Regions from separate parts of the Homo sapiens genome. Here region 1 is linked to region 2. Evidence: chromatin loops called from intact Hi-C (ENCODE). Cell type or tissue: IMR-90. All regions are shown on one strand. Each heading gives the region's core, and the rest is flanking DNA. Links, peaks and the distances in the headings are about the cores only.

What was found. Peaks named below come from ENCODE experiments on the same cell type or tissue, not always from the same donor. Only the 100,000 strongest peaks of a DNase experiment are listed, where the experiment ranks them.
Region 1: it touches region 2 in a loop (4-fold over the local background); 2 of 110 quality-filtered maps call a loop at or near these places.

Annotation. Positions count from the first base shown.
Region 1 is chr2:17,973,031-17,981,368 of GRCh38, forward strand. No RefSeq gene overlaps it. Among named protein-coding and RNA genes, the nearest start is that of KCNS3, 99 kb to the left of the region's middle. In IMR-90, for the core only: no CTCF peak of the experiment used is centred there; DNase peaks (open chromatin) are centred at 3,941, 4,411 and 6,831; H3K4me3 peaks cover 232 bases; H3K27ac peaks cover 930 bases.
Region 2 is chr2:18,359,155-18,367,492 of GRCh38, forward strand. No RefSeq gene overlaps it. Among named protein-coding and RNA genes, the nearest start is that of RDH14, 200 kb to the right of the region's middle. In IMR-90, for the core only: no CTCF peak of the experiment used is centred there; a DNase peak (open chromatin) is centred at 3,747; H3K27ac peaks cover 689 bases.

The DNA.
Region 1 (8,338 bases), core at 210-8,209, 390 kb before region 2:
AATGCCATGCTGGGGACCTGGACTTTTTGAGTTGGGTCCCATTCCACATGCTGATGTGTGATGATGTAAGAAGCTTGTGCCAGAATGTAAATCAACGCTCTGCGTCTTTCCTTGAGTAAATCTTGAGATTAAAAAACAAAAGTCTACTAAACTTAAAGAGCAAGATAAGTGATGTGGTTTTTCATTCTGGCAGAAGCTTCTTATTTTGTTATGTCTGGAAACTATCCACTTGTCTAACGCCCATACTTTAAGTAGCATTGTTTTAGACAATTTATTCTGCTTGCTGTGGATGATGGGTATGAGGGGTATATATTCAGAAGCAGGGAGACCACTTAAGATGGATGCAGAAGCAATTCCAAGGAGAGACAATGAAGACCTAAACTAGAGCAAGGGTAGTGTTGGTGCACAAAAGGGAATGGATTTTGGAAATACTTAGTACAGGAGCAGGGCATGGAAAGAGAGAATTAAAAAATGAGTCCTAAGTTTCTTGATTGAGTGTTTGGATGGTTGGAGGTGCCTTTTACTGAAGAAGAGCCTATAAGAGGAAAAATACATGGACCTGGGGGTAGTCTAATGAATTAACTTTCAGTGCTGTTGAACATGAAGGGGCTGAGGGAGCTCCAGGTAGATGGTTGAGCAGCTAGTCAGAGCTGACTGTCCAGAGCTTGGGGTAAGAGCTCTGGGATGGAGGTCCAAATTTGCCAGTTATTATCATAGGAGTTATAGAAAACAGGAGTGTAACTATACAGGAGTATGAAAGACAGTGGCCCAGGATAAAACCCTGTAGCACACCAGAATTAAGGAGACAAAGATGTTATCAGATAGACCTGGCATTTCAATAAAGTGAGAGGTCCTGAGAGCCCTGAGAGCAGAGTTTTTAGAAATACTCAGCCAATGAATGCAGCAGCGAGGTCTAGCAAAATATCAAGGAAAACACCTCCACTGGAATTATAAATTAGGATGTCTTTGATGAAAACTGGGGCAGAGGAGTAGAAGGGGCAACTGCAACACTGTAGTGAAATTCGAAGAGATCCTTAAACCCTCAAGTAATCTAAGCAAGTCCCTATTTCTACCTCTGTAAGATAAGGAGTCAGACTAGATAAGCTCTAAGGTGCTTTCAGCTCTAACATTCTATAATAATAAATACTATTTTGAGCACCTTATGTATGGTAGGCACATAATTTTTATTAAAATTCTGTAAGACATTGGCATGCCATTTTTCTGGAGGCTGAAAGTGCTTAAATATCACGTTGAGGTTCATATAGCCAAGGAATTTCTGAGCTGAGAATTAATAACTAGATTTGTCTGAAACAAAACCCACGTTCTTTTCACTATCCTGCATTGTACAATGATTTTAAAGAGTGATAAGGTACAAGGTAGAATGTGAATTGAATTTGGTAGTAGATCATTTAGAAGAGCCATCCTTGCTATATTTTCACAGGCAATCTCCTTTAATAAAAGGCAGAATGTTCCTTTTGAGGAACATAAACCAAATTCAATGTGAGGCCTTTGAACTACTCAGATATTAGGTATATAAAAACGAACAGGATGATCAGCAAGTGACAGGGAAATGGGAAACTTTTACATAGGCAGAAAAAAATCAATAGTGCATAATAGTTTACAGAGGTGATATATTTTATAGTTAAGCATCTCTGAAGACGAGCTTAGTAGTTGATAAGTATAGAAACTCTTGGAGACATAATTCTCATTCAGTGCAGATAAGCTGATATCTGAAGCCAATTATCTGATATAATAAGAGCTCATGCTTCCTCAAGGTGTCTTCCTTTGAGTATGTGTTAAGAATGATTGTTTTCAAAGTTGGCCAGCTTATCAGGTGAATTTTCTACATCTTACCCAGAGATAAAAAGGGAGAAATATTTTGAGTATATAATACCTTTGAAGAACCGGTGGTGTTATTGCGCTTTTGATAACTGGATAAATAAGCACAGTCAAAATTTTTGGAAACTCTCTGACTTGAGTATTCAGACTTCTCATATATTATTTCTAGTGCAGATTCTGTCTGTTCAGTGGTCTTGCAGGTTCTTCCTATGCTCTCACACAAGTCCTATACAAGATAGTCTAACCTGTAAAGTGTTTTAGAGCTCACCAAATCCAAATTTTTAATTTTATAGTCCTAGAGGCCACTCAGCCCCATCCCCAGCTCATACCTGTCCTAGGGTCTCAGAGCAGCCCAGTCCCAAGGTGGAAGCAAAGTGAGGGGCTCAGGGGTTCTGTTCTCAGGCAAGCTGGCTTCAGTACTGCTCTGACCTCACTCTGTTTCTTGCTGGATTCTTGCTTTACCTTGATTCAGTGACAGAAGCTATTTTGTGACAATTCCAGGCCTAAGTCTCTGCCTTGACTTCTTGCTTGTTATCTCTGTTAGTCAGGCTAATCTAGGATTTAGTGCAGTAACAAACCAACCCTCAAATATCAGTGGCTTAACACATAAAGTTTATTTCTCACTCATGAGTCTGGCAGCACTGTAGGATAATTTTCTTTCAAGCAGTAACTTAAAGAGCTCAGTTTCGTGCATCCTGTAGCCACAGCATGTGGGCTTTCAGGTTACCTAGCAGAGGGAGAGTGAGCTGGAGGGTGAGCCTCATCTCTTAAGTGCTTTCACTTGGAAATGACACACATCATTTCTGCTCACTCCCCATTGGCTAGAACTAGTTTACGTGGCCTTTGCTAACTGCAAGGGGTTTTGGAAATTTAAGAAAGCACATAGATTTTGTTAAGCAATAAATATCTCTGGTATACTATGTAACTGTTTGGACTGCATGTTTATGTCCCTTTCAAATTTGTATGTTTAAGGCCTAACCCCTAGTGGGATGATATTAGGAGATGGAGCCTTTGGGAGGTGATTAGGTTATAAGGGTGGAGTCCTCACAATAGTATTAGTGACCTTATAAGAAGAGATAGGAGAAAGGTTGCTGCTTCTCTCTCTGCTCTCTGCCATGTGAGGACTCAGCAAAAAGATGGCCATCTGCAAACCAGGAAGAGGGCCCTCACCAGAACTGACCATGCTGGCACCTGATCTTGGACTTCCCAGCCTCTAGAACTTTGAGAAATACATTTCTGTTGTTTAATCCACCCATTTTTGTAATAGCAGCCCAAACTGACTAACACAACAACATAGGGCTTTGTAATTGGTTCTTGCTCTGTTTTAATTTGGTGATTGGAGCTCTTACTTGCCAACAGCCTGCTGAGTCCTGATTTAATTTTCTGCTTTGTATTCCGCATCGGGTTTATAATTTTGCCTCACCTCTTTCAGGGATGGGATCTTAGTTCATTTGTTCTGCTATTAATGAATATCTGAGGCTGGGTAATTCATAAATAATAGAGATTTATTTGGCTCGTGGCTCTGCAGCCTGTCATGGCATAAGCATCTGTTTCTGGTGAGGGCCTCAGGAAGCTTCCACTCATGGGGGAAGGCAAAAAGAAGTAGGCATTACCTGCTCTTTTCAACAACCAGTTCTTATGGAAACTAATAGAGCAAGAACTCATTGACTACTGTGAGGATGGCACCAAGCCATTCATGAGGGATCCATCCTCATGACCCAAACACCTCCTACCAAGCCCTATCTCTAACACTGGGGATCAGACTTCACCATGAGTCTTGGTAGGGGCAAACAAACTATATTCAGACCACAGAAGATGGGTATCAGACTTCAGCCTACAGGCAGCCTTCTCCAACTGCTGCCCTGCCAGTGAGTGCTATTCGGAGCCCCTTCACCCACTATGCATACATGAAGGTTATGCCAACATCAACTGGTGGCTTACAACAGCAGGAGTTCTCAAAAGGTGGTGAGGGAAGTAGCCATAGCCCTTTAATTGGGATAGGAGGTATAGTTTGAAAAAGCCCAGATGACTGCGATAGAGCCTCTTCCCCACAGTCCCCACTGGGAACTGGTCCCAACCCAACTCTGTCTGACTCACATGTTCCTTCAGGACAGCAAGAGGAGGGGTTTTGAGGCTATTTCTGTTCTATTTTGAGTAGGTAAACAGGTGCTTCCAGAAAGGCTGTCTGTGCTTTTGATTCCGAAAATAGGCATCTCAGTAGTATCAGATAGCAAAAAGTAGGCGAGGCAGTGATTTTGGAAAGAAACTACTGTAGCTGTTTGTTTTGTCGCCTGACCCTACCCATGGCACCACCCAGTCCTATAAACAGATGGCTCCTCCTCTGGAGCAGCCAGGATCCAGCTTCTCAGGGGTCACTTGAGCAGCCACACACTGCATTCCTTCCTCCTTCTGCAACAGAATGGGATCAGGCCAATGAGAGATTATCCAGGTTTTCCTCCTTTTTTTTTCCTTTCTTAAAAAAACTTGTAATAAGCTGACTTTGTACAGTGGAATGTTCTTTGTGGCTTATGAAGAAATAAACAGTAGTCTTGGTGGCTCTTAGGAATATATGCGGTGGGGCTTAAGACTCTTGAGAACGTTGCCAGTCCCAGTGACTGCTCTGAGATGAGGTCACATGAGTTGTCTCCCTGAGTAACAAAAGGTGGGATTCACATGACTGGGCTGACCCCAGTTGGCTGATTATTCAGTTCAGACAGAGCTAAAGAAAACCAGTTGCCCACTGGCCTTTCAACTCTGCTTCTTTCCTGTTATTTCTTCAGCCATTTATAGTCTAGTGTCTGGAGAGAGCTGGTCCAAAGTTTGGCAGGACTTGAAACAGATAAATCATTTGCAGACCAGTAAGGGCCTTACAGCTTTACTAGGAAAGGAAAAAATGGAAGCTTGGATTGAGGTGTGCTGATGTCTCCTTTTACTGGCTCAGAGTGTTTTCATTTTAACCCCCATTGAGGCCAAGCACAATTCCAGAATCACATTCTGCGCCTTTGCTGGGTAAATACTCCGTTACACACTTGGTGGGCAGGATCTAAGAATTCCCTGCAGGCAAATGAATATGAACTGGACACAGTAGGAGATATTGCAGTGCTGTGAGTGAAGTGCACCACGACGTTTTTCTCAGGGCTGTGCCAATACCTGCCAGGTTGTGAGAAGTTCACAGTCATGTTACTGTTCATCTTGCATCTGCTTAGAATTGACCTTCCTAAATCTCAGTTCCAGATTCTTTTATTTTCTTTCAACTTTTAGAATCAGAGGGTACATGTACAGATGTGTTACATGGGTATGTTGAGTGATGTCGAGGTTTGGAGTATGATTGAATCAGTCAATCAGTCACCCAGGTGGTGGTGAGCGTAGTACCCTGTAGATTTACTAGCTTCTGTGCTTGTATGGGGTCACCTACTCAAAGAGGGCTTTGTTTTCACTTTTAAATGTAAACCAGATAATTTAGGTTACATATGATAGAAAAAAAGAGGCAAGAAAATAAAACCCTGTAAGTCATTTCCTATGTTTTCTCCACCACACATCTAATAAGTTATCAATTCCTCCTGATTATGCCTTTCACACATCCCTCTAATATATCATATGCTCACTTAGGTTAAGGTTTAGGGTAGGTTAAGGCTCCACTATGTCCCAACTGGAATATTTCAATAGCATCCTGACTGGTCTTGCTACCTCCAATCCTAATTTACCTTTGTTGTTTTTTTTATCCTTCTAGTGGAATGACATTTCAGAACACAAAAATGACCATGTCACAGCCCTGTGTATAAGTTTTCAATGGCTTTTGATCACCTGTGGAATGAATTCCAACCCTTTGTCTTAGTACATAAAGCTTGTCACAATGTGGCTGCTGGTTTTCCTCTCCGTTCTCCTGCCTCTCCACACTCCGGCATGCACCGTTCTCCAGGTCTGTGTGGAGACCAGGCTGTCTCATGCTCATCTGTGTCTCTGCTCCTCCCCATATGTTTCTACCAATGACTCTCACCTCTTCATCGTGCAAACTCTGATTAATCTTTCAGCATTCAGCCCAGACAATACCTCCCCTAGGGAAACTTTGTAGATCCATCTCCTCAGGTGGGCTGGAGACCCTGTATCTGGGCTCTAGTAGTATGTGTCACACTGAATTGTAATTTTTAACTTGCTGAGAATCTCCATGTAGACTCTGAACCTCTTGAAAGTAGAAACTGTATCTTATTTGACTTTGCCTGTGTCATTTGTGGCTCTGTTTTTGGACCCTTTATTCTGTTCTATTGCTAAATATGGCTGTATTTATGCCAATATCACACTTTATTTAAGATACTATTACTGTCTGAATAACTGTAGCTTTATAGTAATTCTTGAAAGCAGATAGGATAAGTGCCACAACTTTGTTCTTTTTTTCAAGGTTGATATGACTATGTACAACTTTTATATTATCCTATACATTTAGAATCAGCTTGTCAATTTTGACAAACAAAACCTCGTTGGGATTTTGATTGGGATTGCATTTAACCTATAGGTCAATATGGAGAGAGTTGACATCTTAATAATATTGAGTCTTCTGATCCAGGAACACAGTGTATCTCTCCATTTATCTAGGTCACCTTTTATTCTCTCAGTAATGTTTTATAGTTTACATTAGGCAGGCCTTGCACATATTTTGTCACTTAAAATTAACACTTGAACATGCAAAAACTCAAACTTAGGAAACAGAGAAATTGGGAGAAGATTCTTTGCTTTTTAGATGGATTCAACCGAAAGCTTATATACACCCAAATCCTTCATTGGGAAGAATATATTGCAGAGTAGGTACTCAAAACACTGCTGGCAAATGAATGCCTGCTGTGATTAAGAGAATTTGCATCCTTTAGCCATTCTCCTCAAACCCAAAGACTTTAGAAAGTAAAGGATGACTGCATTCTATTTTCCTTACTCCTCAATGAATTATTTTTAAGGGGATTTGTTTGGGTTCATCATAGGCAAAAAATTGCATTCTTTCAATTCAGTAGTCTGAGTCAGGCAGAGTCAGCCTCTGGGAGGAGAGAGGCTGGATTTGATCACCATGGGTAGATTATTGGGCTTTGCTGAGCCCATGAGCTCCTTCCAGCTTGATGGTTGTCAGATATGACTCCCTGTCTCATAAAGAGCCAGACTATATGCATGTGGGATGAGGGCTGGCTTTGCCAGTCAAACATGATTTATGGGCAACTACAGAAAGCAGAAAGTCTTAGGGCCAGGCTGAAAATGCAGGAGGCCCATCATCCTTCTCAGGGCTATGACAATATCTGCCAGGTTGTGAGAAGTTCACAGTCATGTTCCTGTTCATCTTGCATCTGCTTAGAATTGACCTTCCTAAAGCTCAGTTCCAGCTGTGGCCCACCCCTGTCCTGGCCCTAAAGCCTCTAATAGCTCCCTATTAACTCACTGAATTGTCCAAATTTATTTTTGCGATACCTGAATTCCTTTGTAACCAGCCTCCAAATACTTAGCAGGTCTTATGTCCCATATCTCCTGAATTTACTCTGCCCTCTAGCCATATAGGAGTGTGATGTGGTTAGGATGTTGTCCACTTCAAATATCATGTTGAAACGTAATCCTCAAGGTTGGAGGTGGGGCCTGCTGGAAGGTGATTCAATCACGGGGGCAGATTTCTTATGAATGGTTTAGAACCATCCCCTTGGTGCTGTACTTGCAATAGTGAATGAGTTCTTGTGAGATCTGGTTGTTTAAAAGTATATAGCACCACCCCCTTCACTCTCTCTTGCTCCCGCTCTTGCCACGTGAGACGTCTGCTCCCTCTTCACATTCCACCATGATTGTAAGCTTCCTGAGGCCTCCTGAGAAGCCGAGCATATGCCAGCACCGTGCTGCTTGTACAGCCTGCAGAACTGTGAGCCAATTAAATGACTTTTATTTATAAATTACCCAACCTCCAGTGTTTTCTTATAGCAATGGAAGAACAGCCTAACACAGAGTACATGCAATTCCCAAAAAATGGCAGAATCTTGTCTCCCCTTTGCTACTGAAGTTCTCTCTTCATGCTATGATCTCACTCTCCTTTGTTTTTTTTTTTAATTTTAAAGTATTATTTTCTGAGAGATTTCTTCAATTTCATCTTTTAGTCCTTCTACTGAAATGTTCATTTCTATATCTATCTAATCCATTCAGCCCTGGCTGCTGAAATAGCATTTCTAAATTATAACTCTGCTCATGAGCCTGCTCAAAAATTTCCAGTGCCTTTCTAAGTCCAAAAGACAAGTCAGAACTTCTTAGCCTCACATTAAGGCTTTCCAAATTCCATTCTCCTGTGCCTTGACCTATTAATAAGTTCCTACTCTGAGTGCCCAACTTTGGGGTTACCACCCCTCAGCACTTCTATAGCATTTATCTGTGGTTCTCATCCATACAACACATTTTGTTGCTAATTTTGTGTTTGTGTATATGTGTATAGCTGTGTGTCTATATCCCTACCAAACCATGAGCTTCGGTGGCCAGCAACTACTTTATT
Region 2 (8,338 bases), core at 327-8,326:
GGCAAAAAAGGCTTATACTCTTTGCCAGTAACTGCAACAATTATTCCCCAAATCATTAAATTATATTGCTGAAAGTCACAGTGAAATGATCCTTAGCTCTGAAGCATAAAAATTCATAAAATTATCACAAAAATTAAAAGGAATCCTTCTTTTCTAGGAAAAAAACTCGTAACTACAAAGTGAGAATATTCCTATCTGGAAGGTATGGTTGTCCTTGCTGTGGAAAGAAAGTTTAATCAGTCTTACTTGGGTTGAAACCATTCAAGGGCACTCCTAGGTGGGTGGGTGATGAGGTGAGGTTGAGAATACAACAGATAAATGGCATCTTGCCCCAAACTCCATCTCCCTTGTCTTCTCTGAGACAGGGCCAACCCAGGTTACCAGGTGGTTGGGACAATGTTCTACTCTGGAATGCTTTTTTCCCAGATTCAATACTACCTGCAGAGAAAGTCATACAAGAACTTCTGTGATGTTTGTATCCAGTGATGTTAGGACATTTCTGAAGTCCCAAGCATGGGTCAGGGCCATGAAAGCTATGTGGCTTGGCTTGTCATCGGTGTTCCTTAATTAGACAGATTTGCTAGAAGATTCTTCGGAGATGAGTTCTCTTGCCCATGCGGTGGGTTGTCTAATTCCAAGTTTAAGTTGGACCATTAATCAATCTATGGCTGGAGACTGTTGTCCATCTCTCTATCTTGTAATTCTTTTTTCATTCCTCTTTCTATACTCTGAGTTTTTCATACCTTAAAAGACAGCTTAGCAAGCAACCATCAAAATGATGAGTATGCAGTGGCTCTATTTAAGTTCACAAGCTATAATTGGAGATATAGGTGGCTATGGGGGAGGTTTGGCCTTTAGGCTTAAATGCCTCAGAGGATGAGGGCCAGTAGACTGACACCTCAGTAAGAGGGAAACATATTGCTCTTGGGCAGATGTAAGCTGTAATCTCAGAATTCTGAGTTACTTCTCTATCCTTTTCATTAAGTACTCGGGAAACCTGAAGACCACAGAAGCAAAGGAAATTGCTAGAGATCCCAGAGTTGGTGGTTGACGTAGCCACTGTTTATTATGTGCCTGCCATATTCATTTTCTGTAATGATTACAAAAATCCTATAGCATGTGGGTAATGGGCCCATTTTTGATAGAGGAAAACTGAGAGACTGTTGGTAAAGAGTACAAGCCCTATAGTCAAGCTGCCTGGCTTTGAATCCCAGCTCTGCTTCTTACTGGCTCTTTGATTTCTGGAATAGTGATTAAGCTCTCAATGTCTCAGTTACTTTTTATGTTTAGTGTCTGTGTACCTACATGTATCCCATAATGTCATGCTGTAATTCTCAAATATTTAATATTCTCAAATAAACAATAAAGTTTATTTGAAGAAAAATAAGTACAATAAAAAAATTAGCCCCCCACCTCCCTGCTTAGTGTTTTTAACACTGCACCAGAGGATGAAAAATGATCAATAAGGTTGGCTATTATCATTGCCCAGTGCCCACAGCCAGTTCGTTTGGGATTTGGGATTCACTTGCACTGGCCAACAGCCATGCTCTTACCTTCCTGCCAGCCTCCCTGAGATCCACCACGTGGCCTGCACCTCCCGCTGCCCAAACGCTGCAGTCTCCTGTCTTCCAAACTATCTCAGCTAATGAGTAGTATAGAAAGTGAAGCTGTTGTCTGTTTTGTATTTTTCTCCATCCTCCCCCCTTTTTACAGGGGAGCGAGAGAGAATGTGGAAGTACTTGTGGAATAAGTTTGAGGAAGGCTTACAATGGGATATTTGGGAAGAGGAGTGGCTTGAGAGTTCAGAAAACCAAAACTTTGAAAAGCAGTGTTACCTTTAGTGATTTCACCAGCACACATGATTGCATCCTCAGCCCTTCAAGTTCAATACTCCCAGAGTTGAACTGGCTTGGAGAGACTGACTCCCTAACAGATCTTATAAGAGACTAATATACAAAAGCAAAAATGACCATTTAGTGGCGTTTAGAAAAGTATGGTTGTTAGTTGTACAAGATGATTTTCTTTTTGGTTTATTTGTTTTGTTTTGTTTTGCTTTTGGTCCTGGCAAGGTTAAATTGCCCCTGGTAATCAAGAGACATAAGAAATCAAATAAAAATCAGATGGTTACATGGAATGTATGAAACTAATTTTCTTATTTAACAAATATTTATTGAGACTTCTTTTTGCCATGCACTGTACAGTATTCTAAAGTTATAGCAGGAAAAGAAGTGTAATAGTAATAATAACTATATGCAAAAGTATGACTTTATATTCTCTGTATGTGATTTCTTATGTTATATATAAATAAGCACTCGCATAGTTATTCTCTGTCAGAAACTAAGTGTTTTGTGATCATTAGCTTTTTTGATTCTCATCACAGCTCTGCGAACTCACTGCTGTCCTCATTCCTAGTTCTCAGATGGGGAACCTGGAGCATAGAGGGGGAAGCCACAGTTTCTTCATTTACAAGGATTACAGTCACCTTGCCAGTGAGTCACAAAAGCAAGCAAGCAGTCCCATCTGATGTGCAAAAGGCAGACGTGAAGGCAGGTGCTGGAGCTGAGAGCACATAGAAGGGGCACCCAGCCCAGGAAAGCGATATTCACAGGAAGAATTGAGGACGGTGTAACAGATCACCTGAGAAGCAGGGAAGGTGAGTACACCATAAAGGAGGCAGGCCTTTGTGCACTGTGGCAGGAGATTATATCCAGAGGGGAAAGCAGGTTGGAATAGATACTGCAGAGTGTGGCAGAGCCAGCCTATTAAGCCCTTTAACCACGTCAGGGTATTCAGATTGCATACTGAACATAATAGGAAACCTATCTGAAGGGATTTAGCAGGAAAGTAACAAGAAATTCATGATTTAGAACGATCTGTCTGGCTGTGGTGCATGGAATTATTGGAAGGGAGATGGGCGGGGGGTGGGCCTGGAAGTACAGACAGAAGTGAGGAAGCTGGTGCGGTGAGAAACACTGGTGGCGTGAAATATGGTGGGGGCAAAGGTGAAGGTAGAAGTGGATACATTTGAGGAATGTAGAAGGCAGAATTGATAAAAGATCAGATAAGTGAACTCATAATATGGAAACTCAGGCAAATTATCTGGAAATGCAATAGCATCAAGCTCTGAAGTGGCCACCTCTGTGTTGGGGGTTTTCCTCCCCGGCAGAGTGGAGATGGCCACAACCATGTTATCTATCTCAAGTCCTTTCTCCTAAGGGCAGTCCCTGGGTGACCTTACTTTTGTTATGCTTTGGAGGCTTACCAGCACCTTCTGATAAAATGTTGGTACCTTTGGAAGTTTTACACCTGGGAGGTATTCTATTTTCTTAAGGTGGCCCTGCATGACTGTGCATAACCCATGGTGTATTGGTTTTGCAGTGTAAGTACCAGAGGTAATCATAATTTTCTCATTACCAAGCTCTTGGGGTCCGCCACATGCCAGTGTCTATGGCACATACTCTCTACATTGTCTTAGTTTCATGGACATCTTGAGGAGCCACAGAATCATCACTGTTCCATGACTATTGCTTGAAATGTCCCTCTGCAAATTACACCCCACCCATTGCCTTCACAATAACCCTGCAATAGGATAGATAAGTGTGGAAGTTGGACAGGGTGGGGGAAATCTAAAAAGTTAAATAATCCCGCTAATGATGTGAACAGTTAGTGGCAAGGGTCACATTTCAAAGCCCTTGCTCATTCCACCACAGTGTATTATGTTGCTTGGCTGAAATCTTTGGGCTGGTCTCCCAACACATCATTTGGTTGAAAGCTATGCACTTACTAAGCTCACATTTATGCATGTAAACATATATATGTATGAGTGTACACACACATATGCACATACTCATACTTGCTTATCTAAGTAAATTCTATGAGAGTGAAGAACATATTTGAATCTATCTCAACCATTGTTGCTCCCTAACACTTAACACAAAGCCTGAAACTAATATTTTGTAATGAGTTATGATATGACAGATGACATCATCCACCTTCCTTACAGAGTTCAAGGTCAATTTTACATGAACGATAGATAGTTTCTATCCTAAAGGAAATCACATGACAAATGTATGAACAACCAGTGCCATGGCTGAGTCTATAGAAATGCTGATGCCACTTTTCTGGGACAATCAGCTCTTCACAGAAATGCACGTCTTCCCATCTCATCCCCCTTATGATGCCCAGCATGTGGTGGGCCTAAAATTGCTGTCCTGTGCATGCACCCATCTTTATTCATCTCCCTCTGCAAGTCCATAGACTCCTAGTCCTTACCTCCCTGCTCTGAATCACAATCTGATGTGCTCCACACAACATTTTCATTTCTGTCTCCCTATTATGACCGGAAAAGGTTACAGGCCCTCAGCTGTCATTCATCCTGTGACAACGCGCTGCCAGGCTCCTGCCTGTCAGTCACCTCCCACAGCCAGGGACATTTATCAGTCTGGATTCTTGAAAGGTTATGGAGACCAATAATAGGAAATGTCTGTTTGCTTTTTACCATAGTAAGAACTATGTCTGGTACAGTTAAAATTTGCAGCCATGACACAGCTCAGCTCACAGAAATCCTAAGGAATCTCAAGAAGTACTTTGAACTAGAAGAAGCTGAATGAAAGGGGGTCATTCCTATGGGTTCGGGGCCTATTGGGAGAGTCCCTGGATGAGGTTCATAGTCCTGAGTTCATGGTCACTTGGTCCTGTAAATGTCAGGGAGCGCGGACATAGCATCAGCCCACAGATCAGGGATCACTGGTTCTAGGCTGACATTCATTCACCTTCAGGTACATTCAGCAAGGTCCCTAACCCTGTTATTCTTCTAATTCCATTTGTAAAATGAGGTGAAGAAGGGTGTGTTTGCAGGATGAGAGAGGCTGGTTAGTGGTTACAAATATACAGTTCGATAGCAGGAATAAGACCTAATTTTTGGTAGCAGAGTTGGGTGACTATAGTTAACAACAATGTATTTTATATTTCAAAATAGCTCAAATGTTTGGAATTTAAAATGTTCCAAACACACGGAAATGATAAATGCACTCAGTGATAGATAGCCTAAATACCCTGACTTGGTCACTACACATTCTATGCATGTAACAAAATATTATATGTGAAACGGGAAAAGTTCCCTTATCCCCCTCACAGGGTGTGTGATGGGGGTGTGGCTCGCTTCTTTGGTGCCCCGCTGCTCAAACCTCTAAGGGGAGCATGCAGATGGGCAGGTTGTGAGGCGTGTGGTCTCCGACCTCATGGCGGCATCTGGAAGTGAATGCTTACAGTTCCTGGGGCGTGTGCACTTTTAGTTTTGCTGTCTGTGGGCAGCTTTGTTAATCAGCTCAGTTTAGACCCTCTGCCTTATCACAAGGACAGAGGGCTGTCCGTATCCCTGGGTTCTTGCCTTAGTGTACTGGAAAAATCGGATCACACGTGGGCTTGGAGAATGAGTTCAAGATTTTATTGAGTGGTGGAAGTAGCTCTCAGCAGATGGATGGGAGCCAGAGGTGGGGTGGTCTTCCCCTGGAGTCGGGGTGGTCTTCCCCTGGAGTCGGGATGCTCAGCAGCGGCTCTTCTCCAACTGTCTTCATCCAAACTTTGCATTGTCCCACCATAGGTGGCCTGCCGGCATCTGCTGGTGACTGCCAGTGTCTCCTGGTGTTTGCCAGTGTGTTCTTCTGCCCCTCTGCTTCTCTCGACATCCAACCACTTATGTGTTCTTCCACTGGTCTGTTCTTCTTGATGTCCAGCTGCTCATGTCTGTGCCTGCTAGGGCCCCAGGATTTTCATAGGCATAGGATGGGGGTGTGGCAGGCCAGGGTGGTCATAGAAAATGCAACACTTGGGCACAAAAACAGCAGTGCCTGTCCAAACCTAGGTCTATGGGCACAGGCCCGGGGGTGGAGCCCTAGCGAGGGAGGGCACCTTTCTCTACTCAGCACTTCCCTGCCCCCCTTCCATATCACAGGTACCCCATCAGTATGTACAAATATTATGTTGCAATAAAAAAAAAAGGGGGTAACACTAGATCTCTAAAGCCCCAGCCAGGGATAACATTCCGCTTTTGATTTCAAAGAACTCACAGGCATGATAAAAAAGAAAGTAGTCCCCCTGTGGTGGGAGTATCAGACCCCGATGTGGTGAATGTGGGGAGGCCTAGAATACAGGTTTAGGTTCATATCAGGGCCTGCTTTAGGTACAAGCTCTGGATAAATGATTTAATCACACACAATTCTATGCACTAAAATATCTGGATAAAAGATTCTATTTCTCCACAGCCCAAATCTTGCAGGGGAATCAGATGAAAGCCATGTGTGATAGCCTGTCACCTAGAGAATGTGGAGGCAGCCATTGCCTTCAGTGCAAGCTGCCAGCAGGACAGATGAATTGCTGCTCTCCTGTCTGTGGTTCTGGGGAAAGTCAATAACTCATGCTCCCAAAGTAAAGGCCAGAGCAGGAGGAGGACGTGTGAAGCATTCATGAGCACATCTATTAGATGTGTGTTATGAACTGAATGTTGGTGCCCACTCGAAATCCTTTTGTTGAAATTTTAACCCCTAGTGTAATGGTGTTTAGAGGTATGGCTTTTAGGAGAAGGTTAAGTCATGAAGACAGAGCCCTCATGAATGGAATGAGTGCCCTTATATTATAACAAAAGACCCTGGAGAGCTCGGTCATGCCCTCCACCATGTGAGGATGCAGTGAAAAGATGTCCAGCTATGAACCAGGAAGTAGGCCCTCATCAGACATCGAATCTGCCAACCCTTTGATCTAGGATTTCCCAGACTCTAGAACTGTGAGCAATACATTTCTACTATTGTTAAGACACCCAGTCTCTGGTATTTTTGTTATAGCACCATGAATGGGCTAATGCACTATCTTTAATTTACAGCTACCTTCCAGTGGTAGTACACCACTTACCTTTTAGTATAAGACCTATGACATCATGCCTCCGTTTCTCCCTTCTTGCTTTTTTATGCTATTAGTGTCATATGTTTTACTTGTACATCGATCAAGTAAAAATTCCAAATTACTGTTATTCCTTATGCTTTAAGTGGTCAATTATCTTTTGAATATATTTAAGTAATAAGAAAAATAGTATTTATATTTATTCATGTAGTTATTTCTGGTACTTTTTACTCCTTTGCGCAGAACCAAATTTCCATTCGATATTATTTTCCTTCTGCTTGAAAGACTTAGTTTAATATTTATTATATTATATATATGCTGGTGATTAGTTCCTTCAGCCTTTGTGTTTTTGAAGGCTTTCTTTTGCCTCCATTTTTGAAAGTATTTTCATTGGGTAAAGGATTCTAGGTTTTTCTTTTTAGAATTTTAATGATGTTGTTCAACTGTCCTCTAATTTGCAATTTTTCCAACATGAAATCTGATGTCATATTTATTTTGCTTCTGTGAGATGGTTTTCTTTAAGCATCATTAAAGTTAGTTCCCTGGCTAGGGCTCTCACCTGGATTGGAGTTACATCTAGGATCTCAAGGTAGAACATGTTAATGATTATGCTAACCATGGGTTGAGAGGGCTGAAATCTGGCCATTCTACATCAGAAAGTAAAAGGTTTTAGTCTAGGTTCTGTACAGTTATGGTAGAAGAATTAGATTATTCAAAGAATTCCATTTGATTTTGTTAGAAATATCCACCTCATGTATTACCTTTTGCTAGATATTGGCTGCCTGTTTTCTGTGGGCTGGAGCGGGTGTGGGTTGTGGAGGGGTGGGGCAGGAAAAGCCACAACACATTTTGTTCAACTGTCCAATATACTGACCTTCAATTGCCCCTTCTGTCTTCTACTCAACTTTTAATTCCTGCCTCTGTCCTCCCCCAAGCAACACATATGCTGACTCTGAATGCAGTGCCTTTCTGAGGTCCTTTGGGTAGGTGGGCTTCTACTGCCCTGGCGGCTCTCGTGGTATATTATCTGCTGGACATTCTCCTTCCGTTTTATTTGTCACCTCATTTTATATCCAATTTTCTTTAGAATTCTTACAACTATATATAAATAACATTTCTATCCTCCAGTTCTTTCTCTTCATCACTATTGTTTTTTGTTCTTTTTGTTTTTGTTCTTTTTTGTTCTTTTATTTTACTTATTTTTTTTATTTCAGTGGGATCTCAGGAAAAAGGAGGCACACTCACTTGCCTGGTCTTTGACCTTAAGCTATCTCTGTAGCCTCTTTAAAATTTTTTCTTCTTCAAATAAGTAAACATGTTTCAAAGGAATTATAAGACAAGTCTAAGAATTCATAGTTTGCTGTTGATGGAATTTAGGCCAGATCCTTTGGCCACATCATTGGCCATCAGTGTGCAGCATTATATAGGTCAGATCCATGCATTG